7 separate regions of the Mus musculus genome follow, and all the other regions are linked to region 7. A link is a loop called in an ENCODE intact Hi-C map of the cell type or tissue named here. Cell type or tissue: heart. All regions are shown on one strand. Region 1 overlaps Ctbp2 (C-terminal binding protein 2). Region 2 overlaps Abraxas2 (BRISC complex subunit). Region 3 holds the start of Gm46003 (a long non-coding RNA gene). Region 4 holds the start of Eef1akmt2 (EEF1A lysine methyltransferase 2). Region 5 overlaps Fam53b (family with sequence similarity 53, member B). Region 6 overlaps Fam53b (family with sequence similarity 53, member B). Region 7 overlaps Lhpp (phospholysine phosphohistidine inorganic pyrophosphate phosphatase).

Region 1 (4,000 bases), 350 kb before region 7:
ATGCCCAGGCATGCTGCAGAATCCCAGGCCTTGAACAGGAAGCTTGCCGGGTTCTGGCAGCTTGTTACCAGCAACCCCATCCCCCACCTCCCCACCCCCAACCCTAGCTCCCTTAAGATTCCTCTCTGGCCAAGTCTCCTGAGATTTCATCTGCAGCTGAGCCAGGGTGTCCTGGCCGCATGTGGAAGAGGCTAAGGCAACACAGGTTCATATGTGAGGGCCTGTAATGGGATCTCTGAGCAAGGCTGCAGGAGGAGATGGGTGTTCCTCCCCTGGAGATGTCTGCTGATTGTGAAGTAGGCTCATGTTTCTTCCAAAAGGCAGATGAGGGGTCTCCAGGGACCTGGGTGCTACTCTGGGAAGTGGAAATTTATCTCTCGGGGCCTCACTCATAGAGGAACTAATATATTCTCACGCCTAGAGATCACTGGACCCACAAGCCCAATGCCCAAGGACCACCCAGGTGAGGCAGGCCACCAGGTAAATAGGACATGCAACCCATCTTAACAAAAGCAGCAGCTGAGCTTGCGCCCTTGGCTCGGCACTTGGACATGCCATTTGTGGTCAGTTTCTGGTACTGTTCCTTGGGGACCATTGCAGGTGCGTGCTGACTGGCTTCTTGTGACAAGGAACTCACTAGGAGACATTTCATTCCGGAGCACCCATTAGATTCTGGCGAGTGGCAGGTGATAGAACCTCAGTATCAGAATCACCTAGACAAGGCAGTCATGGAAAGGGAAAGTATCTGTCATTTTCCTCTGGGTGAGCATCCCGGACAAGCTGCAGAGATATCTGACTCGAGTTCTGTGCGTGGCAAGTTCTGTGTGTGAGTTAAGTAAACAGATGCTGGTCTTTCTGGGGCGACAGGGTAGTCTAAGTTCCGTTTCGTGTTACTGAACTGAAACACAGTGTTTCCCACCATTGTAAGACTCTACTTTCGCTCTGGAAGGCATCATCCCCAAACATGCAGGCTGGATTCGTGGCAGTCGCACAGGAAGCCTGCAGGGCCCACGACCATGGCTCAGGTATTTGGAGCTGCAGGCGGCTGGGCACCTGGTGGGTGATCGGAAAGGCCTGGTTACAAGTTCCTCAGGGTTTTTGCAGTAGCTGTAAGCTAGTCGCACCATCTTTGCCTGTTCCTGCGGCCCACCATAGACCAGACCACCTTGCCCGTGCCCTTCCTGGGTCTACTTGTTAGATTTTGCTTCCTAGTAGGCCATTCTAGAAATAATGGTGACCTCTCAGCCAGTGGTTCTTCATGGTAGGCATTTTATAGTACACTCAGAATCTGTCACAGCTTAGCCCTCAGGTTTGAGGGGATTATGGACTCCTAAGTGGGCCACACTGCCCTGCTGTGCACCTATTTGGTAGCTTATGCTTGGGCTGGTGGTCATTGCTTCCTTCTCCTGGGGTATCCCCAGGTGGCCCCCGCTTCATTCCAGCCTCATTTTGTTTCTGTGGTCGATAAACATTGAACTTCAGGCTCCTTTCCTCATTACAAGAGAGGTCAAGGTCACTAGCATTCAGCAGGGAGATTTCAGCAGGCCTTCAACCATCAAAATACAAGGTGCGTTAGGCAAAGTAACTTGCATAGGGCATTCTTGTGGCTGTCCCTCTTATGGGATGCTGGGGCTTCTGATGACAGTGGTGTTTTCTAATCTTTGAAATGGTGTGACATAAAGTGGTGACTCTTAGCAAGACATCCTGTCTGTCCCTGCCTCCTGCAAATGCCACAGTTGTTTTTACTGCTCCCAGAACACTTTTGCTGTTGTGTATAGGCAGGATGGAAGCCGTTCTACAATATGCTTGAATGTGTTGGCACAACAACATAGTCATGTGTTGGGTGCTTTAAGGTTGAGCTACATGTCAGTACCTAGCCCCTGACCTGACCTGAGTCCCAATGTTGGGTCTGTATTGTGAAATAATACCATATATATATATATGAGAAAGGGGGGAGGAGGGAGAGAGAGGGGGAGGGAGGGGAGGGTGACAGCAGCTGTAATGAATGGGAAGCAGGGTGCACAGGCTCACATTTTATAACAGCCACTGGAGATAACTCAGAAATTCTTACTCCCTCCAAGAACACCTCCCGGCTATACTAAGGACCAAGAACCAAAGTCTCGATATGGCCAACTTCACAAGGACTATGCCAAACGGGAGGAAAGCATTCCAGTTCTTGACTTGCAAAGGCAGCTAGGTTCTTATTTCTTTTCTATGTCTGGGTGTTTTTGCCTGCATGTGGGTAGGTGCAGGCAGTACCAGTGGAGGCCACAAGAGGATGCCACAGCTCCTAGAACCGAAGTTCCAGATGGTTGTCAACCACCATCTGTGGGGGCAGGGAAGGAAGCCAGAACATGTGCTCTTAGCTGCTGAGCCCCACCCCTCCATCCCCGGACATTAGGTTCTTAATCTGCAAGCAACAGAAACTGATTCAGACCACATTTTAGACATGGGTCCTTTTCCTTCTTCAACTTTACACATGTATTATTCAAGAAAATGGTAAGTGCTCCTCAGAATACAGGGCAGGCTTGTGGGCCAGGATCACCACATTCCCTTCCTGCTAATACTTCCGGAAGCATGACAGCCATGGGATCCCAAGCCAGGAAATGGCCTTCCTTAAGCACCAAGGGTCGTCTGTGTGTTGTGTTACTGTAACTGCAGGTTAGCCATAATATCCCATTAGTTTAAAGGAGTTGATGGCACATCTGCTTGTAGCTCTGTCTGTGTGTTGGGTGAGAGCATGTGTTTCTGGATATGCAGCGTCATACAGGAGTACAGTGCCTTTTTTTTTTTCCCTCCTGTCTATATGACAGGGAGACTAGGTAGCCAGAAAGCAGCCAGCATCTCTCCGGAAGTCACTTGGGATCTACAAGGCCTTGGAACCTTGAACCTGGCTTCACTGAGGTGGCCAGCACAAATGTGAACATCTTGGCTTAGTGTTGGCTTTGGTTTTCTCTGAGTTAACATTACTGAGATAGCTTCAACTCTGAGCACCCAGGGACCGGCAGCAGCCTGGCTGCAAACTGCAGCACCATGGTACCATGCAGATGAACAAGGCCCCCGTATTGTATAGAGGCAATCCTGGAGCCAGCTAGTAATTGACACCAGGGGGACTAGCTGAGCTCTCTGCCTCACATATAATGCTGGGTAGGCCGTTGGCAGCAGGGCACTGACCAAGTTCCTGTAACAAGCCTAATTGTTGCTGGACAGAGCAAGTCTTTGGGGAATGTAGAGGGACACATTACCATTTTGGATAGTCATTGAACACCTTGTCTGGTCAGGTGTCTCCCCAGTGGGGAAGGCTGAGAAGGGCAGAAGGGCGGCAGCATTGCCGGGTCTTTGCCAGTCTTAGAATTTAGACATGTGGGACGGCCTTGAGCAGTGTCTTGTACCTGGGAGCCTAAACTCCATTTTGGAAGGAATCCTCATTAAGCACCGTGCCTTTGGCTTCCTTCCCCCAAATTCCCCTAGGTATTGAAGAAATGAGCCATGGCTCCAAGCCAGTGGTCAACCTAATCCCCACCTCTGAGGGCCACGTGCGTATCATGCTAATGTAGTTTACAGTGGGATGTACCTAATATATTAAAAATGGTTCAGTTTGTCAGAATTGTTGAAAGAGATGGGAAATCTGCTGGTAGCTGTCTGTGTTTGGGCCTCTGCCTTTGATTTTGTGTTCCCTGATATGCAGATGACGTGTTCCCAGTTCTCCTCACACCTGGTGCCAGGTGGCTCCTGTCACCTACCCTGCCACCCCTGTTTAGCACCCTTTCCCAGCCGATAGGTCTCTACACACACACACCCCACCCCACCCCCTTTAGTTTGCCCTGCTATTAGCAGATTGGCCGCTGGGATTCATACCTCTAGCCTTAACAAGATGTACCACGGACCCACCTCAGCCTAGGGAAAGAACAAAGAATGGGATTCACCAAAGAAAAAGGAGACCAAGTCAGGAAGGGAAACGATCACTAGGCAACCTGGAGTCTGTTACCCGGGTAACAGA
Region 2 (4,000 bases), 230 kb before region 7:
AATACGTATCAGGCTAGTAGAAAAAAGTTGAAACAAAGCCCTCTCTTCTCATCTTACAAAACCATGCAGATGAGAGAAGGAATGTCTGACTTGTTCCAATTAGGCTTCTTGGAATTAACAAAATTTCTTTTCTGGCAAAGATGAATTTGGCTCATCATAGAAAGTTCTTTGAAGGCTGCTGCTAAATTCGTTTCCCTTTGAAAAAGCAAGTTTCAAGGCATGATAGTGCAGAGGTAAGTTTCTGACGTACAGACTATTTATAGACTAATTGTGCTCAGTCTCTGATCTGATTTATCTTAAGAACAGACTACACTGAGGGGTCACTCTGCCTAAATTCACTAGTACATCCATGAATCGCACCAGAATTAGGACAATTTGATTATCGTAATGATTTTGTTGTGAACCTGTGCACTGTACCCAGAGGTGAGGACCAGCGGACAGAGGATTCTGGGAGTTCTGTGCACAGGATGCTCCACTCAGGAGCCGCGGCATCTGAGAAAGCAGGTCTCCCCACAGATTAAGTCCTCAACAACACTCAATAAGCCATTAAGAAAAGTAGTGCCAAGTGGAGAGTGTCATTTGTTTACTTAAATCTGGGAGGTCTGAGTGTTCCTGGGGTCCTCGTCAGGATGTGTCGAGGGCCGTGAATTCTTTGAATGTGAGTATTCGCTATGAGGGGACTCTGCAGGATCAATCAAATTTTCATAATCACTGTCATCTGACTCCTCCCCACTGTCTCCAGCTGCACTCTGGGAAGGAAGAAGATCTGCTCCACTTCCAGTGAACTTCAGTCCGCCACTGGTGGAAGCATAGCTGGAAGAGCCCACAGCCTGAGGACGGGGCATGAAGACACTCCTTTCCATGCGAGAATGGCTCAGAGTACTTTCTTGATTGTTTGGGTGGAAATCAGAGTAAGGGGGCGGAGGATCAGAGGGCTCCGTTTCTGCCAGAGTACTTCTCCCTTCAGCTGAAAACCCAGAATAGGACATCCGAGGGCTGAACGCTGGCTCCAGACTTTCGGATGGCATCTGTCTGCTTAACAGGGCCTGCTGCAATCCTGCACAGAAACAGGAAGAATGTCTTAACAAGTTCTGTACCTTCATAGCTTTTTAGCTCCACTTGTTAAATGGTCAACTGGAATGATCTGGAAAGGAGCAGCAATGCTGTGAACTCATCACTGCTAATATTTTACAAATGTTTTCTCTACATTAATTTCTTTGCATCTCAAGTATCAGACTAACCAGTTACACAGTGAGGCCGTTGTCTCAAAAAACAAAAACCGCAAAAAAGAAGCCAGAGTTGAAAGTCCAGGCACTCTGATTAGAAGTACAGCCCCACAATGCACCACACAGGCTTGAACCTCCAGGTCCTGCTCTTCTGCCCAGCAGCTGACACTAAAAATCCTTCTGAATACCTTTACAAGTCACACGAACAGGGACTGCTCCTTACAGTATCCTAGCAGATGCCATACTGCTTTCTTTTTAATGTGTATTTGTGTCTGTGCCTACCATTTGCATAAAAGTGCTCAATGAGGCCAGAAGAGGGCACTGTGTCCTCTGGAACTAGATTTACATATAGTTGTGAGTTTCCCTACACGGGTGCTGGAAAGCAAACTTAGTCCTCTGCAGGAACAGCAAGCTCTACCTCTCCAGCCCCCAAGAATTTGGTTGCTAGAAACAGATGATATTGTCAATACACACAAAAACCTGGCCAGATTTCTTAGATCTGTTCTGACTTCTACCTGCTTCAGCTTTTCTCTGTGGTCCTCTTGGTTCAGTTTTAGAAACTAGAGGAATAGCATAAAACCAGCATTTCTCACTAGGAAATGCTTAAAGACAAGGGAATGGATGCCCTCTCTCCTTCATGTAAACCTGGTGGTTTCTCAGTGTAGGATTCTTGACAATATGGCTCAGTGTAAGCTTGCCTAACATGGGTCATCTTCAGCTACAGAGAAAGTTCTAGGATATACAAGACCCTTCCTTACAATTATGGGGATTAAGGCAGGTTTTCAAAAATGGTCTCATGTCATTTAATGGATAATTTGATAAAGTAATGAACAGTTTAGCGGGGTAATGTGACCTGTAATTCTAGCTACCCTGAGCTAGATAGACATGGTGGCATATGCCTTTCATTCCAGCAGAGGCAGGTGGATCTCTGTGAGTTTGAGGCCACCCTGATCTACAGAGTAGAGTTCCAGGAAAGCCAGGGCTACACAGAGAGCCCATGTCTCTAAAAACAAACAGAAATTCTATGTACTTTGGAGGCTGAGGCAGGAGAATCACAAGTTTGAGGCCTGCCTGGCAACTTATGAACATACAAAGCAGGACGAGTGAGATGGCACAGCAGACTGAGGACCCGACTGACAACCTTGTTCAATCCCTGGAGCCTACACAGTGGAAGAAGAAAACCAACTCCTGCAAACTAACCTCACACTGGTGCTCATAATAAATACATACGTACATACATACATACATACACACACACACACACACATACATACAAACAGATAAATGAATGAACAAAAACGAAACAAAAACAAAACAAAAAGTCAAGCTGGGCACGGTAAGCATGTGATTTGAATTCCACCCCCTGCCCCCCAGCAGTGGAGTCACGTGGATCTCATGGAAAATGCAATCCTGATCAGGCACGGCAGCACACACCTGAAATCCTAGGACTTAGGAGACTTTGAGGGTCAGATCTCAAGTTAGAGGCCAGCCTGGGCTACAGAGTAAGTTCCAAGCTCAGCAAGGGTACAAAATGAGACAACGTATAGGATAAATATAAAGTAAAGAGGCGATACAATAGACTAATGCAAGAAGGGGTGGAGTGCAGGTTAGTGGTGGAGCACGTGCTTAGCCTGGGAACCCTGTGCTCAGGCACAGTCCCCCCACAGTGAACCCTGTGCTCAGGCACAGTCCCCCCACAGTGAACCCTGTGCTCAGGCACAGTCCCCCCACAGTGAACCCTGTGCTCAGGCACAGTCTCCCCACAGTGAACCCTGTGCTCAGGCACAGTCCCCCCACAGTGAACCCTGTGCTCAGGCACAGTCCCCCCACAGTGAACCCTGTGCTCAGGCACAGTCCCCCCACAGTGAACCCTGTGCTCAGGCACAGTCTCCCCACAGTGAACCCTGTGCTCAGGCACAGTCCCCCCACAGTGAACAGAGCCAGTCTCTCATACTGAATGGGAGACCGCGCTCCAGGTGCTTACTTCTTTCTTGTTCCTTTTCATTTTTCTTCTGAGTGATTTGTCTTCTCAATTTGTTCACTTCTGCCTGACAAGATTCAACAACTCGCTCACTCTTTTCTACATCTGCACATACTGCCTGAGGGGGAAAAACACAAGAAAGAAGATTAGCTTCAAACCCAGGCAGGAGGTAATCTACAGATTCAGCTTCATTACAATGGAAAAATGGGACTGGAGAGATGGCTCAGCACTTAAATTAAGAGCATTAGCTGCTTTTTTCAGAGAACCCAGGTACAATTTCCAGCAGGCTCACAAGCACCTCTAACTCCAGTTCCAAGAGATCCACACCTTCTGGCCTCCAAGGTTACCAAACACTGAAGTCATCAAAGTTAAATGCAGAGAGATAAGGTAGAGCAATCTTGAGTGCTCACGAAAGCAGAGCTGTGTTCCCCCACTTCCCTTTATGAGACAAGACTGCCTGTGTAGTCCAGGCTGGCCTCCAACTGGAGATCTGTCTCCAAAGCCTCTTAAGTGCCAGGATTATAGTGTATGCTGCCATACCTGATCAGGATTGCTTTTCTTCTGTATGTTCATATGCAACATTTATGTGGGCATACAGGTACATATGCATGTGGAGGCCAGAAGTCAACCTTGAGTGTCTAGTCTCAAGAATCGCTCACAATTTAAAAATGTTAAAAACTGTCTGTGTGTCGGGGTGCGCACACAGATGAGAGAAAAGCATCAGGGTGTCCCCCTCTGTCACTCCCTTCTTTTCTCCTTTGAGAAACATGGCATTCATGAGGTTTTGGGCTAG
Region 3 (4,000 bases), 240 kb before region 7:
ACACAGGAAAAGAGCCAGAAGTGGAGGCCCTGCATCAGCTCCCAGGCTGCATGATCACCAGCCCCACATTGTGCCCTTCCCCAGCCTTGAGCAGGCTAAATAGACCCTAAATGTTTGCTACAGTTGAACCTTAACCACCTAGGTGGAGTCTTCAGCCTTGCAGCACCTGCAATTTCCTACAGGAGTAGATTGCCTGCTGACTTTGCTTTGCAACATAATCCAACTGAAACAAAGCAGAAATAATCCAGTTGAAACAAAGGATGGGTCTGTGGGTTCTCCCTATATAAATACAGTGCTCAATATTAAACTTTGAGCATTGATCAGAAACTTTTGCCTTGGCTTCATCCTTCTCTCCCCTTTCCTTTTTCATTTCCAGTCCCCCTCTGTGGTATACCCAGCTTGTCCATAGCTGCTGGACGACTACACCAAATTCTGTTTTAAGCATTACAGGCAGGTACAGCTGATCTCTGAGGGCTGGCTTGTAAAGACCAAGAGCCTTTGCACCAAGAATCCAGGAGGCAGGGCCTTCAAAGAGTACTTATAGAGGGGCAGGGCCCCTGGACAGACAGGAGATCATCATGAGTTCCAGACCTGCCCGATGTTCATAGCAGACCCTGTCTCAAAAGAAGAAGGAAGAAGAAGAAGAAAGAAGGAAGGAGGAGGAGGAGAGAAAAAGACATTTTAAAAAGATTTATTTATTCATTTTATTTTGTGTCTATATGTGTTTGCACCTACTCATTTTATTTCATCTGTATATTTGTGTACCTGAAGGTACATATGTTCACTGTGTGAGCCAAAGAGCGTCAGGTCCCCTGGAACTGGAGTCACACACGGTTGTAAACCTCAAACGTGGGTGCTGGGAACATACCTCAGGTTCTCTGAAAAAGCAACAAGAGCTGGTAACCACTGAGCCATCCATCCCCCAGAGAAGAAAACTTACAGAACTACTCTGTAGATGAAATAAGACTCTCTTGCTCAGCAAGGTGGCGCACGCCTTTAATCCTAGCACTCAGGAGGCAGAGGCAGGTGGATCTCTGTGAGCTGGAGGCCAGCCTGGTCTCCGACATAGTCAGTTCCAGGAGAGCCAGGGCTACACAGAGAAACCCTCTCTTGAAAAAACAAAAATAAAAGCAAAAACAGAACAAAGGAGCATAAGAAGACTTTACTTCTAAAATGAACTTTGGGTTTTGGGGAACTGGTTTATTTTTGAGAATACTGTACTGTACTGTGTACTGTACTAGAGCTTGCTGTATAGACCAGGCTGCGAACTTCCCACAAAATCATAAAGATCTCTTGCCTCTGTCTCCACAGTGCTGGGATTAAAGGCACGTGTCACCACAGTCCGTTTTAATTTTGAATTTTTATTTATTTCATGAATTTTATTTAATTCATGAATTTTGAAGCAAATGCATGATAACTTTGGTAATATTGGAGACTTACATGTTTTAATTCTCATACAATTTCATATGTATAAAATGTTCTTCAATCATTTTTCCCCATTTCCTTCTCTCATCCCCCGCCCCACTGAAACCTTCTTCCCAGCAAATCCCTCTCCTACTCAAACTGTTTTGCTTCTGTTCCCACTGCACTTAATGGGGGCTGCCTGCAGGAGTATGGCTGTGGGGTTATTTACTGGAGCAAGGCCAACTTACCATTGGCAGTGGTCTGCATGCCTTTAATCTCAGCACTTGGGAGGCAGAGGCAGAGGCAGGAGGATTTCTGAGTTCGAGGCCAGCCTGATCTACAGAGTGAGTTCCAGGACAGCCAGGGATACACAGAGAAACCCTGTCTCAAAAACACCCGGAAAAAAAAAAAAGACTTACATAAGAGTACTCTTATGTGAGTACTCTGTCACTGTCTTCAGATACACCAGAAGAGGGCATCTGATTGATTCCAGTACAGATGGTTGTGAGTCATCATCTGGTTGCTGGGAATTGAACTCACGACCTCTGGAAAAGCAGTCAGTGCTCTTAACTGCTGAGCCATCTCTCTAGCTCTTTGGGTTTTATTTTTTAGGACAGAGTTTTACTATGTTGGTCTTGAACTCACTATGCAATGAGATGAGACCGACCTTGAGCTCACAAAGACCTTCCTGTCTCTGCCTCCCTAGTCCATAGAACACCACACCCAACACCTACCTTATTTTTGTTGTTCCAGATAAGGTTTCTTGTATAGCTTGGGCTCTCCTGGAACTCTCTCTGTAGACCAGGCTGGCCTTGAACCCAGAGATCTGCCTGCCTCTACCTTCCAAATGCTGAAATTAAAGGCATACACCATCACCACCCAGCTCAATTTATTTATTTGTTTGTTTTGATTGTGTGTCTCTAAATGTAGATTTGTGTATGTGGATGCAGTGCCCTTAGAGGCCAGTAGATGGCAGTGTACCCCTGGATTTGGTGTTTCAGGAGTTTGTGGGTCACCTGCTGTAGAGCTGGGAATCAAACTCCCATCTTTGAGATGTATACGGTCTTAACTGCTGAGCTATTATTTCTCAAGCCCTTGTTTATATTTTTTAAACATGATCTTGCCATGTATCCCAGACTGACCTTGAACACAGTGTTTCTCCTGCCGCAGCTTCTTGGGATTACAAATGTGAGCCACTATGTACAGAAAAAACTAGTTTGGCTTTCACCTTCCATGGCATCACACAGTTTTCTGGCCTGAATGAAGACATCTCCCACCTCTTAGGATCTGTTTTTTTGTATGGCTATGGGTGTTTTGCCTGCATGTGAGTGCAGTGGATATGTGCAGTGCCTTGGGATGCCAGAATCAGGAGTCTGATCCCCTGAGACTGAATTCATAGATGATTGTGGGCTACCAGGTAGGTGGTGGGAATCGAACCCGGATCCTCTGAAAGTGCAGCCAGTGAGTGCTCTCAACTGCTGAGCCATCCCTCCAGCCCTCTTCTTCCATCTCTTGTCCCTTTCGCCCCATGGACTTCACTACTATCTCTCACAGGAACCTAGACCTGCTTTCCAGTGCAGCACTTTAAAAGCTAAATTGGCAAAAAAAAAAAAAAAAAAAAAAAAAAAAGATAGATTCTGCCTGGCGTGGTGGCGCACACCTTTAATCTCAGCACTCGGGAGGCAGAGGCAGGTGGATTTCTGAGTTCGAGGCCAGCCTGGTCTACAGAGTGAGTTCCAGGACAGCCAGGGCTATACGGAGAAACCCTGTCTCGAAAAACAAACAAAACAAAACAAAACAAACAAACAAAAAAGAAAGGTTCTGTATGTGTGCACATAAAAAGTTCTTCCTCTTTTGCTTTGTAATTAATGTGTGTGCTGGTGCTTATGGTTCCAGAAGAGGGCGACAGAGCCCCTGGAGCTAGAGTCACCTTAGGAGCTCCTCAGCGTGGCTGCTGGGAACCAAACGGTGACGGTTGGGCTATCGCTTCAGCCATTTGTTCCGTTTTGTATTTCTTAATATCCTACAAAACTCACAGTAAAGAAAAAGTGGCCTTGGCGCTGAGCATTTCTGTATGGCCAGGTCTTGGAGCACACCTCTTAGGGAAGGGTCCTCATGCGTAGTCACATTTAACCAATTCACTGCAGATTCCATGAGGAATAAGAAAAGTACATGGGGGGCTGAGTGTGCCTAATATCATATGAACATTGAGCATATTAGTAATGGACCCTTTTAGAGTGTTGGCTCTCCTTGTTCCTGAAAGTCACTGGGGTATAAAGCTGCAATTATTTTTAAAGGTGGGAATCTCACTGTGTAGCTGTCCTAAAACTCACTGGCTGTTCTAGAACTCTCTATGTAGACTGAGCTGGCCTCAAACTGACAGAGATCCTCCTGCCTCTGCCTCTGTGCCGCCATGCCCCGCCTTCCCTGGTATTTTAAAGCTGGTTCTCTCCACCTTCCTGAAGTAGCAACATGAAGCTGTTTCTCCACTGGGACACATGGGCTCCACACATGTTGGTACTGGACGGACTCCCACTTCCACGATGGACTGATTGCATCTTAGAAAGACTGAAAAAGAAAATCAGTCATGATGTGA
Region 4 (4,000 bases), 200 kb before region 7:
AACAACTGCCCAGTGTCCCCTTTCAAAAGCTCACATCAAAGCAAAAGGAAGAGATGGGGGCAGAGAAGGGAGCTTGTTCTAGAAGTGTGTTCTCTGGTCCTGAGTGTTGCATGGTCAGAAAAGGGAAAGCTCTGCCCTATGACCACGGAATGTCAAATGGGAAGTGCTTAAGGATTCTGGGAAGCATGGTTCCAGAGGAGCTACCAGTGGGCACTGTGCACAGAGAAAACAACAAAACAAATCAAAACAGAACCGACGCTGGCAACCTCAAGTTCTACAAGTCTGCCTGTGGCCTCACACAAGTGGTGCTCAGTGGGAGGGGCTGTGTCCCTCCTATAGTTCTGCTTCTCTCTGGTGCTAGGCAGCTTACCCAGTGGAACCTCTCTCCCAGCCAAGAATCCCGTTTCCCTGGGTGATCAGAGGTGGTGCCCCACAGTCCTCAGCACTAAGCAGCCAGAATAATCCTTCCTGGAGCCAGAGAAGAAACTTGGTATAAACCATGTTGGGTCCCCCCACCTCCCCCAGGGCTCCATACCGACAACTGTTTATAGCTTTCATCACACACAGCAAAAACATCTTAACTGTTGGCAAGACATGAGGCTGAAGATGGGCTTATCTTTCATGGATGCTTCTTAATTAAAACCTAAAACTTTTAAAGACCCAGTCTGTCACACTCAGGCTTTCTTTCTGTAGCATCTAGAGTCTAGAAAAGATCAAAACAGCTACTTGCCCAGGGCAGCACTAATTGGCTGTGGTATCCGGTGGTTTTAGTGCTCTGTAATAAGGTTACTTACGCTCTTTCTTGAGTTCTTTAATCACTATGTACATGGATTTCCATCTGCCCTTTACTTTATTCTTTACTGCCAGAAGATCTTGGAACACCATGTATAGGAGCAGACGAACTGCTCAAACTGGGAGGGCAACATGTGTTGCCGTTTGCCTCAAGGGACTTGTTACTGGGCTTCTGTCTTCGAAGTCAACAGAAACGTAGTCCTGGAAACAAGTTCTTGTTGGAAGGCAGCTTGCTAGGGGCCTCTGAGATCCTTGCCTTAGACATTGAACCATGTTTATCTGAGTATTTCATGGCTAGTACAGACAAGATCTGACACCTAAGATCTTTTGCATTGTATTGCAGAACTACTGGCTGTAGTCAGACCATTAGGCATAAGATATCTCAGGTTCAATCAGACTTGAAGAACAAGTATCTTTTTATTTTGAGCAAACTAGAGTGAACAAACTAAAGCATGTAGAGGTTGAGATTTGGACAGGCTCAGATGACTAGCTGGGGACAGAGCAAGAACCTCTGAGGCCCCCTAGTATTTGTACTCATTTTATCATAATTCCATGGCTGGTGGTGGTACCCTGGGTGGCCCAAAGGCATTCAATTCCTTGGCCATTAGCTCTTAAAAGGTCAGCCGGTTTTATCAGTTCATTTTTCATAATTCTAGCCACAAATGAAATTAGTCTTTTGGTCGGGAAGGCAGCAATGCAATGAGGCCGGCCGCCCTATCCACTTTCCAGATAGGTCTTGAAAGAGTGAGATGACAAGCATTTGGGCTGAAGGCTGTGCGTTTCAGACGGTTTTTGTGGTTTCCGGCAGCTTGTTTTCCAAAGTGCAGTATTTTGAACGATGACTTACAGACAGCAGTCCCCAGATTTGGTCACTTTGAGAGCTAGAGAGTAAGGGGTAAATGTAATGTTGGCTGGAAGGCTATCTTGGCTTCTCTAGCCAGCATTGCACACTTAGCGGCCTCTAAGCAGCCTCGGTTCTTTGCTGTGCTTGGCCTCCCAAGGTCTGGTCTGGAGCATTAGAGAGACAGCCTCCTATTGCCTAGAGAGGCCAGGTCCGCGCCTCCCCTCTGCCCAAATCGCGTCTCTATGGCGGCTTCGAGCGCAGAGCGACATGAACGCGGATGCTGAGGGCCACAGCGGTGCTGTGGTCCCCGCGCAATCTCCAGAGGGCAGTTCCGCGGCGGATGACTTCGTCCCGTCCGCGCTGGGGACACGAGAGCAGTGAGTGTGGCGGGGAGGGTGAGCGGGCGTCTGAGGCCCGGAAGGAGATGGCGCCCTCTCCTGAATGGGGCCTGAGGGAGGAGGGCGGAGGCGACCTGTGGTGGCTTAAGGGGCGAGATCGCAAGCACTCCCCAAGCACTTCAAGGGATGCAAGCCCACCCGAGGCCCTTGGGGAGTCCGTGTAGGGGTCTGGAATCTGGCTGAGGGAAAGGGGGGAGAGAGTTGGGCAACATTATACAAAGGCCCGAGAGAGGTCCCCACAGAGCTGTGAGATCCCGGAGCAGGAGGTAGTCGAAATGGAAGATGCTCTAAACTGGGAGCTAGGGAGATAGATGGTAGGGGTTCTGGGGAAAGAAAGATGAATCTCAGAAATTAATGGATAAGCATATAGAGGAGTGCGGGGAGGGGGTTTAGGCATTAAGATGAGAGGGAATTTTAGAGGAGGGAGCAGGGATTTTAGAGATGAAATAGGAAGAGAAAGCGGATGATAATGGGAAGGGTTGCAGTTTTGAGGATTAAGAAAAGATTTAATGGGCGAACTAGAATACAGGGAGAGGCAGAGACTGTTGTAGCACTTAATTTTAAGTTCATTTTATCTTGGCTGCGTTCACTGTGAGCAAACAGTTGACCTACTGATTAGAAAATCCTGGATCTGCATATAGAAGACCAACTTTGGAGTAACAAACTCAGTTTGTGCAGTTCACTTTTGGACTTGCGACTGAGACTTAGAGATCCTTGGACAATTGCCCCTTTTTATTTAAGATAAAATGTGTATAGGAGTGTTCATCCGATGGGTATAAGTACTTGTACGATTCATCCTGCTTATCCATAATTTTTATTCTTTTAACCCAAGGAATTTTTTTAAATGCACTATATGCATTTATTGATAACACTAATAATGTTTAAGGCTGTTGTAAGGAGCCATGAACTTCAATGGAAATATTTGTTTAATTCACAAAAGACAGTTTAATTTGAGATTCTTGCTTCACATTTCATTGTTTATATAGTTGGGATGCTGTTTATGAGAGAGAACTGAGAACATTCCAAGAATATGGGGATACAGGAGAAATCTGGTAAGTTAAGCTGAGGAATTGTTTGTGTGGGTGTGAGAGCATGAACATGTGGACTTAAAACAACAAAGCAGCCTTGAGCTCTTCAGAAGCTCGGGGCTGAATCTGGCTTCTGTGACAGCTTTAAAATCAATTTCTCTCTCTCTCTCTCCTTGTTCTCATTTTTTATTTTTTATTTTTTTTTTTTTTGAGACAAGGTTTTTCTGATAGCCTGGGCTGTCCTGGAACTCACTTGCAGACCAGGCTAGTCCCATACTCAGAGATCCACCTGCCTCTGGCTTTACTGACAGCTTTTAAATGCGTCTTTTCTGTTTTAATGGCCCAGACTTACATTGCTCATAGCGCTAGAAAGTTGCTTTCGTTCCATAGTTGTCATTTTCTTTTTTTTTTAGAAAGTAAGAACCAGCATTTGCTGATGTCCAAAAAGGCAGAGTTATTAGGGCACCATGTTTAAGGATTAATGTTGCTGTAGATAGAATATGTGTGTTTATAGATATAGTATACTTCTATGTTACCTGTGGGTATATACATAAATATGTATAATATCCACATATCCTGGGTGTTCCATTTTTAGAGGTGCAGCATCCTAAGTAACGATAAAGATAAAGTGCTACTGTCATTTTTCAGGACCGGCGTTAAGTGAGCGCTATGGTATAAACAGCTTAACGTGTAGTTGTAACTTTTGCTGTCTCTCTGCTCTTTGTATTCTGTTCTAACAGGTTTGGGGAAGAGAGTATGAACCGACTAATACGGTGGATGCAGAAACACAAGATCCCATTGGATGCCTCAGTGCTTGATATTGGAACTGGAAATGGTGTTTTCCTGGTTGAACTTGTTGGTACTTTTAGTATTCATATGTTTGAGCCAATTTCTTTTTATGTTTTTTTGTTTGTTTGTTTTTTGTTTTAAGATGTATT
Region 5 (4,000 bases), 150 kb before region 7:
CCGCGGAGACGGCTGCGTCCCGAGCAGCCTCCTCCTTTGAGGCTCAACTTGAGCCCTGGCTTGTGGCAGCAGCGAAGGCGCTGAGCCCCGAAGTTCCGCATCGTTTGCAGACAACTCTTTTGTTCACGGAAGTTTACACCCGCCACCCCTGGGATGCGGGCGCGCAGGGACGACTCCAAGGCTACACGACTGACCCGCGCGGTGTCGATGGGGGTGAGAGGGCGCTCTGCCTAGGGAGGGGGAAGCAGGCGGCGTGGCCGAGGCCAGGGCTTGAGGAGTGGGGGGTCGCCTGTGCCGGCGTGGTTTTTGCACATGGCGAAGAGGGCCGTCCGTCACAGGATACTAGCCTAGTCACATTTTTTTTTTTTTCTTTCTGCCAATCCTTGGTTTGCTAGCCGGTGGGAGTCAGGTTGCCAGCTAGGGGTTTCACTTGGTGGAACCGGGACCAAAGAGACTTGGAAACCCAGAATCCGAAGAGGGTGATTTGAGTTGACCCAAGTGTTTTCTCGACCCCCCCTCCCGCCCCCACATACACAAGCTCCTCTTCTACCCTCAGACTAGGGGAACAGTGCTTGCGGGTGAGTGGGACAAGGGCCTGGAATTGCGTGGGCAGGCTTGTTCTGGACCCTCGCCTTTGGACGCCCCCTGATGCTCCTGACCGCCGGGTTCGTTAACACGTACTGTACTTAGTACCATGGCGAACAAAGAAAAGCTCTTTGCAGCATTTGGTGAATGGGATTCTGCCTCCTATAGGCCACACTCTTGAGTTTTCCATACGGTAAAATTGGGACTCTGGTGTTGGGAAAGTGGCCCCCGTCGTGGGTTGCATTCAGGTCCTGGCCCCATTTGTGCTGCCGCTGCCGCCTCTGCCGCCTCGGTACTTGTCTCGCAGGAGTTGGTACAGATGGAGCTAGGCTGGTGGTGGTTCAACAGGAACAAATGTTTGTTGAATTATTGGACGGTGGAGAAAGGGACTGTTTTCTGTTGACTGCTTCAAGAGTTGGAATGACATTGTTTGTTGGCCCAGGAAGCCAGGCAAAATGTCTTGGGCTCCTTCAGCATATTAGCAGACCTCCAAATGACATGCTAGCATATGTGTTCCCAGCAGTCCCCACGCCTGGAAGGGGGGAAGCCCTCCTTGCTGAATCCTGGACTCCCGTTTTGAACGATATGACTTGATTTGAGGCTCTGGGGAAAGAATGGAGTCTGCGCACCCGTGCAACTCACGATCTTGACTGGGCCACCAAGTTTTGGTTTCATTTTAATTTTTCCACTTAGCAGGGACTTATCTCAGTTACAGTTCTGACAGTGAGTTGAAGGTCTGTAGATTCCCCTTCCCCCTTTGCTGTGCGCTAGATTAGCAGAAAACTTGTTCCAGGTGATAGGCCCCCTTTAGTGAAAGAAGGGTTGAGTATTAAGGTTAGTAACTGTAGTTGTAGACTCAGGGGGTGTGCGGATCCAGTTTCTGGACCCTGTGGTAGTCAAGAAATCTAAGAGGCTTGGGGAATGCCTGCGGTTTTCTTCCAAGTGTCCACATCGGGAACAAGATGCTCTTGAGACCAGTTCAGAATAGCTCTGGTCAAGGACTTGCGCCTACCCACCCCCTACCCCTCCCCCCCCCCCCCCCCCCCCGCACACACCACAAGAGTGTGATGTGCGTTCATTTTAACATCAAAGCAAGCATTCTGGAAAGGCTGGCTGCAGACCTTGGACTCTAAGGTTGTTGAAGGCAGGATAAGTTCACTGTTTTGGTTGATAATGATTCTAATCAGCTTCTCTCCCTTTGTTTCCAGTGTAGTAGGTATGTTATGGAAAGAGTTTTAGATAGATACTTCAAGGTCTTCATAGAGGAGTCACTCAACTGACATTTTACAGGAAGCCCTTCCTGGGTGCTCACCTGCTCCCCCACCCCCTTTCCTTCTCTCTCTCCTAACCGTCCCCTCTCTCCCACCCTCTCTTCCTCTGTCCCTCCCTCCTCACCTTTCTTTTGCTCCTTGTTAGTTGGTACCCCCTAGCATCCCCATCCTGTAGTTCCATAGTAGCTGGTTTGTTTTAAGTGAGTTCCTTGAGCTGGTGCTTGACCCATGATGGGAGCTCAGCCAAAGCTAGCTCTCCTCCTCCTCCAGGAGAGAGCTGTGTCTAAATGCTGTCAGCAGGGGGCACTGTGGAGCAATCTGGTGCCTGCAGAGCTCTTTAAAATGCACACCCTTCCCAGCCACTCCTCTTCAGCTGGCACTGAGGGTTGAGGGCTGGGTCCTCTGTCCCAGCTGAAGTGTCATTCAGGCATGAGACTTTCTAGGGTTAAATCATGCACAGTCTGGAAAACTTGTTTGTACCCATAAGAGGGGAAAAAAAAAACCCACTGAAGTAAACACTCAGGTCAGCACAACCGCCACCACTGTGCACACCTCTCTGATGTGTAATAAAAGAAACCTGCAGGCATAATTTGTTATGTAATATGCTGATAGTACAAGTTTTGGTTTTAGATGGGAACCAGATGTGGACAGACCCTGTTTAATTGCTCTTGAGATGAGGGGAGGGGGTGTTAATAGATTAAGTAGTTCTGCGAACCCCAAAGGTGGTTTGTTTTTTGCTTTGACTTAGGGGATAGCCCCAATCTCAGGGCTCTCTCTCCAGGTTACTGCCTCTCTGTCGGGACTGCTGCAGCTGTCCTTTTTGTCAGACTCCTCCTCTCTCAAAAGAGCCAGTTTGTTGCCAACGCGAAGCACATGGCTGGGTCTAGCTGGGCTCAGCGCTGCTTAGCTCTGCTGGGCTCTGTTCCTCCTCTTCTCTCTCCGTCCAGCTGCTGCCCTGCCCTCCACTGTGTGAGACAGAATGGCCCAGGGACTTGGGTCCTGCCAGAAGTGCTGAGTGCTCTCCTTCATAAACATTGTCCTGGAGGAGTGTGTTCACACTTGTTCAGTGAATACCTTTTCCCAAAACTTGTGCACTTAGTCTTCTCTGATTAATTTCTGTTTGTTTCCTGCCCAACTTTATGAAGATTTTTTTTTCTCTATACACTCGAATCACCTTTATTATTCTCCAGGGTTGGGGACTGCTTAGTAATAGCTGACCCCATTAACAGCAGCTTCATTGCTTGCTGGGATTGTGAACTTTGGAAACAAACCCAGAGGCTTAGATATGCTGATGTGCCCTGAGACTTGCTTAGAAAATTTTTGTTTTAGTACAGTTTACATTAACATGATTAATGGCCATGCCACTGAAAAGTCTATATTCAAAAGCAGCTCCCGTTCCCTAGGTTCTTCATATGGTGAAGTAAGGTTCCTTGCCAAACAACATTGTTTTAGGGTAACTGGGTTGGCTTAACGCAGACCTCTAGTGCGCGTGGTTTGGCCTGAAGGCTTGGCCTTTGCACGTTTGGAGTTATGGTTTTGATGGTGTCTGTCTTAATCGTAAGGAACCCAGGTCAGAGGGAACCTCTGTGAAAATGCTCTGAGGATCTGAGCAGAAACCAATGCTTTTTGAATAAAGTGGGAGAGATTTGGCTGCAGGATGTTTTGGAGGGGTGCTGGGAGGCTGGAGCCAAGGACAAGGTTGTCCCCTACCCCTAAGTGAATGGAGACACTTGAGCTTTTCTGAAAAAGAAAAAAAAAAATAGAGATGTCCTTGGTCGTCCTCCCCCCACCTCCCCCTCCGTCGTTGTTAAATGCCAATTGATTGAGAGGGAAAGCGCTGCTGGGTGGGTCTGCGGGCAGCCTCGGGAACCAAGAAAATAAAAACACTTTCGAAGGACTCGGCAAGAGTTTGCATTTCAAAGGGTCTACCTTGTAGACTTTCACATCACGTCAGGGGTTACAGAGAAGTGTGACAGGCACCCCCACTCTTTTAACCGGTCTCTCTCTCCTGCTGTGGGGGCTGGAGGGGAAGCTGCCTTTTGCTTGGGGGATGGGAACAGTGTGGCCAGATCTTGCTAGGACTTCATAGAAAGGAGAGCAAACCTCAGAGTCATCCTTGAATCTCTAGGGGGGGGGGGGGGGGG
Region 6 (4,000 bases), 80 kb before region 7:
TTACCCTTTTCTTAAGTGGGTGCCTCACAAACTCAGGGACTTGACTGCTTAGTGCTACCCCCATGCTCAGAGCTGGTCACCTCTGCATAACACAGAGGACTGAGATCTTGCACCACCAGGCAGCATCAGGGTTGGAAGGAGCAATTCTTCAGCTCTAGAGTTACCTTTCCATCCCAGCCATTAATTCCAGAGTGCCCCCTGTTCATACACTGTCCCTGGTACCCACCAGAAAGGCCACAGTGTGACAAGTCAGAAGCAAGTTGCCTGTCAGTAACTGCAAGGAATTTGGCTCTGCCTCCATGCTGGAGTGAGTGCAACTGCTCTGTTCCGTCATCGGCCTCCCTTTTGCTGCTTTAGCTGGTTGACACAGAAACTGGCCTCGGTGTCTGGTACAGCTGAGCCATACGGAGTCCAGTGCCCATTGCTTCCCAGTGTCCTGCACTCTACACTGAAGAACTTCACTTTCACAGCCATTGGTAAAGGCAAGAGAGTCCAGCAAGCAGAAATCTACTCATTCATTATGCTTTCCTGTCAGATAAGCCTCATCTCTTCAAGGGCTGGGCAAAGGGGGTGTGCTTGATGCATGGTTGCCCTGAGAAATAGTCTGCAAATAGACTGTCTACAAAAGCAGTAGTTTCCCTCCTGGCATGGCTCGCTTGAGCATCCCAAGGAAGCAGTGAGCGGGAGCCCAGTGGGCCAAGGCTGGGACGTGAACCTCATCCCTCTAGCCAGGTATGCACTTGACACCCTTGTTTGTTTGTTTGTTTTTGTTTTTAGATGAGATCCCATGACCTGTCCTGTAGCTCAAGGTGGCCTTGAATTCACTATGTAGCCAAGGCTGGCCTTGAGCCTCTGGTCCTCCTGATTCTGTGGGCATGTGTAACTGTGCATGACTGTTTTGTTTTTTCCTTTCCTCAAAGTGAGGACAATAATAACTTGCCTCATGGGGTTGGTATGAAGACCACAGGAGCCCAAGGGTCAACTACCACATCTGCTCGTTGGACAGGAGTGGCTGTTGTCACCATTTTCATCACAGTTCCATGATGCTTCATTGCCTTCCTCTGCATAGAGAGTCCCTGGAGCCTCTGAAGGCTCAGGCCTGGGCAGAACTCAGGATGGCAAATGCCCACCTTCTCAGGTGCCCTAGTGACCTGGGCTGTCCACTCACTAAGGCTTCTTCATCTTTGGCCTCCTCCAACTGATTAAAAAGTCCTTCCTGTAGGAAAAGACCTGTCTTCTTAGCACTTACCCTGAGAGTAAAGCAGAGCCCACAGTATGGTGAAATCAACCAATACTTAAATTATACTACTAAGAATAAAATATTATGGTTCCATTAGGGAGAAAAGTTATCTGGTAGACAATTATGTCTTCTGTGCCTGCCGCCCATTCATCTTGCTATAACTTTAACTGCTGATGCTATAAATATCTTAGGAGGTTACTGGAGATCTGAGGGCATGGAGAAAGGAGCTAGCCTGGGACTGAGAGAGCAAGGGCTCCTGCCTAACTCTGCCATTCTTTAGCTGCAGGATTCTGAACATATTATTAATCTAGGCCTCAGTTTTCCTATTTACAAAATGGGAATGAGAGTACTTGCCTTCTAGAGGAGTGCATGGCATAGCTCCAGAGACCTACATGCATTTGATAGGCATCAGCTAAAGGAATGAAAGCCATACTTCCCACTGTATCCCAAAGACCAGAGACGGCATCACTCCGAGTTCTAAGGAGATCATGCTCAGCTCACACATAACTGCCAACTAACACATGGGTATTGTTCATGGCAGGCAGGCATCCTGCAGTTGCATGAAGGCCAACTGTGGACTATACCCTGGGGGAAAGTCTGCCGGCTGAAGCAGTTGCTAACTGTTATGGTGTCAGGTGGGTCAGAACGGCGCTCATGCCTGGCCGCGAGCCTCACGGGAATCTCTCCACCCATCCCCATCTTGCTTATTCACATGGGGCGGAGCGGGACCAAGCAGGCACAAGCACAGCCTCCCGTGAGACTGTAGGAAAGTGTTGCTTTTCTTAGGATAGATATGAGGTAGGAAGAAAGTGCAGGAGGGCCCAACTGGAGCCCATCAGCCTCCAGGCTCAAAGAGGTAGGCGTGTCATTTGTCAGTGTATACCTGAGGCCCAGAGAGGTGAGGCTCTTTTCTCAAGATCTCTGTGAGCTAGATGGTGCCTGGGCAGCAACCAGGCCTGCCTTCTTCCTGGCGCTCTCCCAGCTGGTTCTCTGCCACTCTGCAAATCGAGAACACACTCTCATACTCATCTCTCCCCCTGGTTCCATCCTGTCTCCTCTGCCTGAGTGACTTGTCACGGCTTTCCCCTGGCTTCCAGTGACTAGGCACATTCCTCAGGCCCGGGCGGTGCTTTCTCTTCCCAGGCCGGCAACTTCCCACACTTGCTAATCCCACCCAGGCTGTAAGTGGCTGAGGAGCCCTAGCACACAGAGCAAGTGAGCTGGGCCTAGTTCTCGATTGAGTCTTAGGGCCTTTGACACGGTCCCAAACCTCTCTGAACCTGAGTGCCAGTCAACAAAGCAAAGCAGAGATCTCTCAGGCTTGTGGCCACTGCGAGAGTGCAGCCTCAGGCTCTCCTAGTGTCCTTTCAGCAGACCCCTCCTTCCCAGTTCTCCCTATAGTCCTACCAGGATGACTGAGCAGAGGCCATTGTTTCTGTCAATAAGGGAGACCAGCTCTGAGGGAAAGGAGATGGCTGTATGGCAGATCCAGGCCAAGACACAGCAGGTCGAATCTGACTTTCCCTACCTCCGCCCCCCACCCCCCACCCCCCGCCTTTGTCCTCCATGGAAGTCCCAGGCTCATGGGTGCTGGGGACTTGAGTGTGGAGACAGCTACTGCCCATCTGCCTTTATCCATCTTAGAGGCTTGCCTTTGGCTATGCCCCTGCTGTGTTCCCCTGTTCAAGAGTTTCAGACAGATGTTCCTAGAGCTTCTGAGACCGTGTCTTTGTTTCCTCAGCAAGCTGAGGTGTCCCAGTGCGACTCGAAAGGGGGCTCTTAGGTGGAGGGGGTGTGCCATTTTGTCCTGCAGAGGCAAACAGGTTTTCAGCATCCCGGGGAGACCTGAGACTAGAGAACTGTGGGGTGGGGGTGGGGGTGGGGGTGGCCAGGCCTCAGCCTGCTGCTGCCATAGGGCGTGTTCCAAGGGCATTTCCTGTCGATGCTTTCCTCACCCGCACCCACTTCCTCTCCCCTTTTTGTCTCTCCTCTGGGCCCCCTGCTGGCTGCTAGCTGGGCGTGCTGTCTTGATGTTCTAGGCTGGCTCTAGGATTGGCCCTATGTGGTGCTGCCAGCAAAGCTCCTACTGAGTGTCTCTCTAGTGACACCTGGTGATGTTATCTGCTTATTTTAGGCAGCTCTCTCTTTCTCATCCTTCTAGGTAGATGCTGGGATGACCTTAAGATGAACAGGACCCCTGTGGTGACCTTGGCCTTCTCTGCTACTTCCTTCCTCACTATGGTACTGGGGATAGATTCTTCCCTCAGAGCCTCAGCACCACATTCACATTGTGACTTCGTTTCTCTTGGTTGTTAGGAGGACCAAATTGTACCCTGTGGAAGTAGGTCTGCCACCCACACAGAGCCTCTCAGCAGAGAGTCCTGTCCTTCCTTCATCCTGGCCTGGCCATTAAGTGTGGAGCTTCCAGTTGTGCTGGTCAACATCCTTTGCCCTGACTAATTCCTAAAGCAGTGACGTAGTCCTGATCTGGGCCCCCAGTGTCAGGTGCTGGGTCAGCCAAAATGGGCTCTGTGCTTGGTGATGGCCCTCTGTCATTCATGACCCCAGGGCTGATTCCAAGGGTGCCTGAGCACTGGGATCTTGTGAATGGAGCCTCACTTTAGACCCAGAGAGAATGGCATTTGGGTGTCTAACCTCAAGTAATCCAGCCAATCATGCCACAGCCACAGGCTTAACATTCAGAGAGAGAAGGCAGAGATGGGAAGGAGCAGCAGAGAGCAGCTTTGACGTCCATGCTGG
Region 7 (4,000 bases):
CATTCCAGGGGCCAGCCCGAAGCCTTGGCTTGCCCATCTCCTGTCCGCAGTCCACTGGGCTTGCAGGGTGCTTCCTCAGTCAGGGCTGCAGGAGCCGAGATACCAGCTGGGGCACACACACACACCCTAGGCTCCTCCATCTGGCTGCAGCAGCCCTGTCTGCGTCCCCCTCGAAGTTTATTTTAAACTATTTCACGTGGAAAAAACTCAGCTTCCTCTTCAGTAGTAGGTTCCAAGAAGGCTAACCCCTTCCTCTCCAGTCTGTTCCACCCCACCCCTGAAAAAAACTAATAAGGACAGCAAAAATGCTACACACTACCGGAAACACGACTGCCCATGAGCATCTGTATCCTCGGGCCGAGACTCCTGGTACACTCCAGAATAAACGTACCCAGCTGTGAGGTAGCAGAGGCTCACAGAAAGATGTGCTTAAGACGGAGGCCAGAGCAGCCTGCTGTTCACAGACTCCCCAAGCTGAGCCTCCCTCTTTAACAGGTCAGAGGTCAGGGCTCACCAATCTCGCTCTGATTCTAAGGCAGGATAACCACCTTCCCAGGTCACAGGAGCTGCTTAGGGCACAGCATGGGGAGGGGCTGGTGGGTTTTACCATGGCCCCCAGGTTCTGAGGGAGCTGGGCAGAACTGGAACTTGGCATTCACAGCCTGGAAAAACCTGAAACGGCCCGTCTTGGTTCTGTAATCTGAACCCTTTGGGGCTGCCATGCAGTGGCACACAGAGTCCAAGCCCACTGCCAACAACAAGCCCATCTCTTCAGTGACATCAGACGCCTCGAGCGTGGGGACCCACTGCAGCCCCACAGCGCCCTGCAGGCTGATGGTACCCCAGCTGCCCGACACTTCTGTCAAGCACTGCCCCATTCCTGTCTAGGCTCTCTGTATAATTTAGACACAGGAGACTGAAAAGCAAAAGCAAAAAACAACAACAAACAAAAAACCAAACAGATAAAATGAAAAGAGATAGAAGTCAGGAAATCTCACTGCCTTCCTAAAGCCTTTACCAGCAGGCCAACCCAAGCAAGTCTGCCCATGAGGACGGACGGACACTTAGGGAGAGGCTGGAATGGGGGCAGCTGGGATGCTTCTATAGCTCTGTCTGATGACCACAGCTCATGCTCCCCAATGAAGGCCAGTGGGGAGTGATGGAGTAGTGGGTGGGGAGAGACAGTGGGGGTCGGAGGAGTAAGGGGAAAGGTAAGGAAGGATGCAGCCAGGTGGCGTGGAGAGTGCTTCACACCTTGCACAAACGCACGTGGGCGCAGAGATAAGCATGCCGTCTAAGTACACACTGAGCATTGTGGCACACAGGTACATTTTTCTTCCTCTAGTAACTGGTGTGTGTGGAAGGCAAGTGCTTTGCTCACCAAGCCATTTCCCTATTTCCTGGAGCAACGCATGTCTGGAGTATAGACAGGCCTGGGGTGGGAGCTAGTGTTGCCACATGGTGTGGAAAGTCACCATGCCTCTCTATTCCCCACCCAGAGCCAGTGGCGCCCCCTGCTGGTGGAAAGATACTGAGATTCTATGATAAAGGAAGCCCATAAAGAATCTAGGCAAAGCCCAGGATGGGGGTGGGGACACACGGAGACAGGGGTGGAAGAGCACAGCATGACAAAGGGCTCAAAGAAAGAATGAGAAGGGGACATCAGGGGACTTAGTGGGCAAGGACTGTGGTGTCACAGGGACCCCAGGCCCAGAATGCACACAGTTCTCTGGGTTCTCCCCCTGTGAAGGTCCCAGCTGGAGAAGAACACAAAAAAGCCTCCATGGGTCACAGAAGCTGCTGTGGTTCCTTAGACCCCAGCCTGCCCTGAGTCTAGCAAGGTGGCCAGACCACAGAGTGACAAAGACGCACGGCAACAGGGGAGCAGGCAGGGTGAGCATACATGGGAGCGAGCTGGCATGGATGTGAATATGTGAGTGTAAGGGGCGGAGGGACAGGGAGGCTGGCTGTGAGTGCTTTTAAGGGTGCACTGGGGCCTGATGTGCTTGCTGCGTGTGATCTGTGTGTTCAAGTCCTGAACTCCGGAAGGGCTGACTCTCCCAGAACCTGGTGACAAGGCGCCCTCTTGTGGCCAGAGCAGGAGGCGGTACATGTAAGAAGAAAAGGAAAGATTGTTTTGCGTCTGAATGAGGCCCAGGTGGATGTTGGGGCTCAGGAAGGATGGGACTGAAAGGACAATGAAGGGAGGGGAGGGGAGAGTAGATTAGAGAAGGCCAATGTATCTTGGATGCTGAACTCCACCAGGTGCCCTCGGTGTCTTCTCTGAGCTCCACCCTCCCCAATACTCCCCAAGTACCCTGTCCAGACAAGAAGCAAGGGGAGTGGGCTTCAACTGGCTGCACGGATACAGAAAAGAGCTCGGCCTTTTGGCTGACATGTGGAGCCTGGGTATGAGCAAGGGGTGAAATAAGGTTGCCTCTCCCTCCACCGTGCACCAGAGAGTGCTGTAAAGACAGTGTGTGTGACAGCCCCATCCTTACCTGTCACGGGCACAGAGACAGATTTCACAGCCACCACCCCCTGCTTCCTGGAGCAGCCCTGTCTGAAGTGTGCAGTGCTTTCTGGATGTGCTTGGGGGCCGTAAGGAGGCTCGGGACAAGATAAAAGCATGGGAATATGGCAGCTGCCACTAAGTTCGCTTCCTGGGCCATCCAGGCTGTGTTGGGGCAGGCAGAGTTGTGTCTCCAGTCATTCCCACGAGGGCTGTTCTGGTTGGGCATGCGCGGGCAGGTGTTAGTTCTGGTGAGATGGCTTCCCTTTTTAAGGAGTCCCAAACTCACAAATCACGGACAAGCCAAGTGCACCCTGAAAGATCATTTGCTTTTACAACAGTGTCCTGGCACAGGAGTCCCCTGAAGGCATGGTGTGCAGTGAAAGTCACTTATTGCTGACAGTTGGTTCCTCTCCTTTCTACTCGGCACAGCCACCACCTGTGCTCTGTGATCTTGACCACTGACCACTGCTTTAGCAATGACAATCTAGGACTTAAAGGTGACGATCATAGAGCAGGTGGAGCAGGCGGCATGAGTGCAGGACAGCCCCACACTGATGGCCCTGCTCCATTTGGACCTCAGTTTCTGCATCTGCAGCCGGGAGGTGGCACAATGGTAGTGGGAGCTCTAGGATCCTCCGAGAGGTTGCTCCATTTCCCCTTTATCAACAGGAAATAGGACTAGCCTCCAGTACCGGAGGTCCTAGGGGCCAGAGTACAGAGAAAGAGTCTGATACTGCCAGGCCAGAGGCTAGCCCAGTACTGGTCAGCCTAACACTGGAGTCTGATGCAGCCAAGCCAGAGGCTAGCCCAGTACTGGTCAGCCTAACGCCGGAGTCTGATGCAGCCAGGCCAGAGGCTAGCCCAGTACTGGTCAGCCTAACGCTGGAGTCTGATGCAGCCAGGCCAGAGGCTAGCCCAGTACTGGTCAGCCTAACGCTGGAGTCTGATGCAGCCAGGCCAGAGGCTAGCCCAGTACTGGTCAGCCTAATGCTGACACCTTGGGCCTTTTACTCAAGTTTCCGGCACTCAGTCCTCCTCTGCTCTTCTGAGTGAGACAGTCACCAGCCACTGGGATTCACTCTGGGTAGGGAGTTCACACCACTCCAGGCAGCTGGGTCTATTTTGGGAGAGCTCTGATAGACCTTCCTGGATACAGTTTCCTTGAGAATTCTGTGAGGGCCCTTCCAGAGCTCCACATGAGCACAGCAGGAGCTTAAGGCTATACAGGGTTCCTGTTTGCCTCTGAGAAAAGCGTGGCCTAGAAACCAGACCCTGCCTGCGTCATCCACAGGCACCATGAGGAGACCTCCCTGGTGTAAGGGTGAGACCAAATGACCCACTTCAGGATCTGCTCTGGGTCAGAGGCCCCCACAGCCAGGCCTTTTTTGTAAAGCTACCTCACTGATAGCTGGTCCTCTGACCTGATAGATAAATATGGAAGGGACAAGATGAGAGAAAGGGACCTGGGCCTGTCTGAATTCAGAG

Evidence for each region. Hi-C counts contacts between places; a loop is a spot of excess contacts. Peaks named below come from ENCODE experiments on the same cell type or tissue, not always from the same donor. Only the 100,000 strongest peaks of a DNase experiment are listed, where the experiment ranks them.
Region 1: a loop joins it to region 7, with 5 times the contacts of the local background. A loop is called at or near these places in 29 of 42 quality-filtered maps.
Region 2: a loop joins it to region 7, with 5 times the contacts of the local background. A loop is called at or near these places in 34 of 42 quality-filtered maps.
Region 3: it touches region 7 in a loop (6-fold over the local background); 33 of 42 quality-filtered maps call a loop at or near these places.
Region 4: a loop joins it to region 7, with 6 times the contacts of the local background. A loop is called at or near these places in 11 of 42 quality-filtered maps.
Region 5: a loop joins it to region 7, with 9 times the contacts of the local background. A loop is called at or near these places in 29 of 42 quality-filtered maps.
Region 6: a loop joins it to region 7, with 6 times the contacts of the local background. A loop is called at or near these places in 11 of 42 quality-filtered maps.

The regions. Positions count from the first base shown.
Region 1 is chr7:133,001,951-133,005,950 of GRCm38, reverse strand. The region is part of intron 1 of Ctbp2 (C-terminal binding protein 2); the gene reads left to right. It overlaps 4932437C15Rik (a long non-coding RNA gene), which reads right to left. Exons shown (of 2, transcript XR_378552.2): 2 at 390-1,053. Among named protein-coding and RNA genes, the nearest start is that of 4932437C15Rik, 2.6 kb to the right of the region's middle. In heart, a CTCF peak has its summit at 2,269 (motif pointing right); DNase peaks (open chromatin) are centred at 2,280 and 3,480.
Region 2 is chr7:132,880,092-132,884,091 of GRCm38, reverse strand. It overlaps Abraxas2 (BRISC complex subunit), which reads right to left. Exons shown (of 9, transcript NM_198017.3): 8 at 3,211-3,325; 9 at 1-1,057. The coding sequence ends at 588. The region is part of intron 1 of 1500002F19Rik (a long non-coding RNA gene); the gene reads left to right. Among named protein-coding and RNA genes, the nearest start is that of Gm46003, 15 kb to the left of the region's middle. In heart, a CTCF peak has its summit at 1,528 (motif pointing right); no DNase peak of the experiment used is centred here.
Region 3 is chr7:132,896,810-132,900,809 of GRCm38, reverse strand. The region is part of intron 1 of 1500002F19Rik (a long non-coding RNA gene); the gene reads left to right. Gm46003 (a long non-coding RNA gene) reads right to left here and starts at 3,932. Exons shown (of 2, transcript XR_001778301.2): 1 at 3,860-3,932; 2 at 1-2,254. In heart, CTCF peaks have their summits at 2,369 (motif pointing right) and 3,291 (motif pointing right); no DNase peak of the experiment used is centred here; H3K27ac peaks cover 525 bases.
Region 4 is chr7:132,850,512-132,854,511 of GRCm38, reverse strand. It overlaps Eef1akmt2 (EEF1A lysine methyltransferase 2), which reads left to right and starts at 1,865. Exons shown (of 6, transcript NM_028095.1): 1 at 1,865-2,013; 2 at 3,021-3,086; 3 at 3,803-3,917. The coding sequence starts at 1,904. In heart, a CTCF peak has its summit at 2,077 (motif pointing left); a DNase peak (open chromatin) is centred at 1,951; H3K4me3 peaks cover 1,601 bases; H3K27ac peaks cover 1,496 bases.
Region 5 is chr7:132,809,279-132,813,278 of GRCm38, reverse strand. All of the region lies in intron 1 of Fam53b (family with sequence similarity 53, member B), which reads left to right. Among named protein-coding and RNA genes, the nearest start is that of Fam53b, 2.6 kb to the left of the region's middle. In heart, a CTCF peak has its summit at 2,153 (motif pointing right); DNase peaks (open chromatin) are centred at 148, 868, 2,158, 2,748 and 4 weaker places; H3K4me3 peaks cover 2,151 bases; H3K27ac peaks cover 2,871 bases.
Region 6 is chr7:132,734,595-132,738,594 of GRCm38, reverse strand. The region is part of intron 4 of Fam53b (family with sequence similarity 53, member B); the gene reads left to right. Among named protein-coding and RNA genes, the nearest start is that of Fam53b, 77 kb to the left of the region's middle. In heart, a CTCF peak has its summit at 3,259 (motif pointing left); DNase peaks (open chromatin) are centred at 1,894, 2,334 and 3,214; H3K27ac peaks cover 2,883 bases.
Region 7 is chr7:132,654,303-132,658,302 of GRCm38, reverse strand. The region is part of intron 6 of Lhpp (phospholysine phosphohistidine inorganic pyrophosphate phosphatase); the gene reads right to left. Among named protein-coding and RNA genes, the nearest start is that of Lhpp, 46 kb to the right of the region's middle. In heart, CTCF peaks have their summits at 1,506 (motif pointing left) and 2,106 (motif pointing left); DNase peaks (open chromatin) are centred at 62, 762, 1,522 and 2,042; H3K4me3 peaks cover 300 bases; H3K27ac peaks cover 2,592 bases.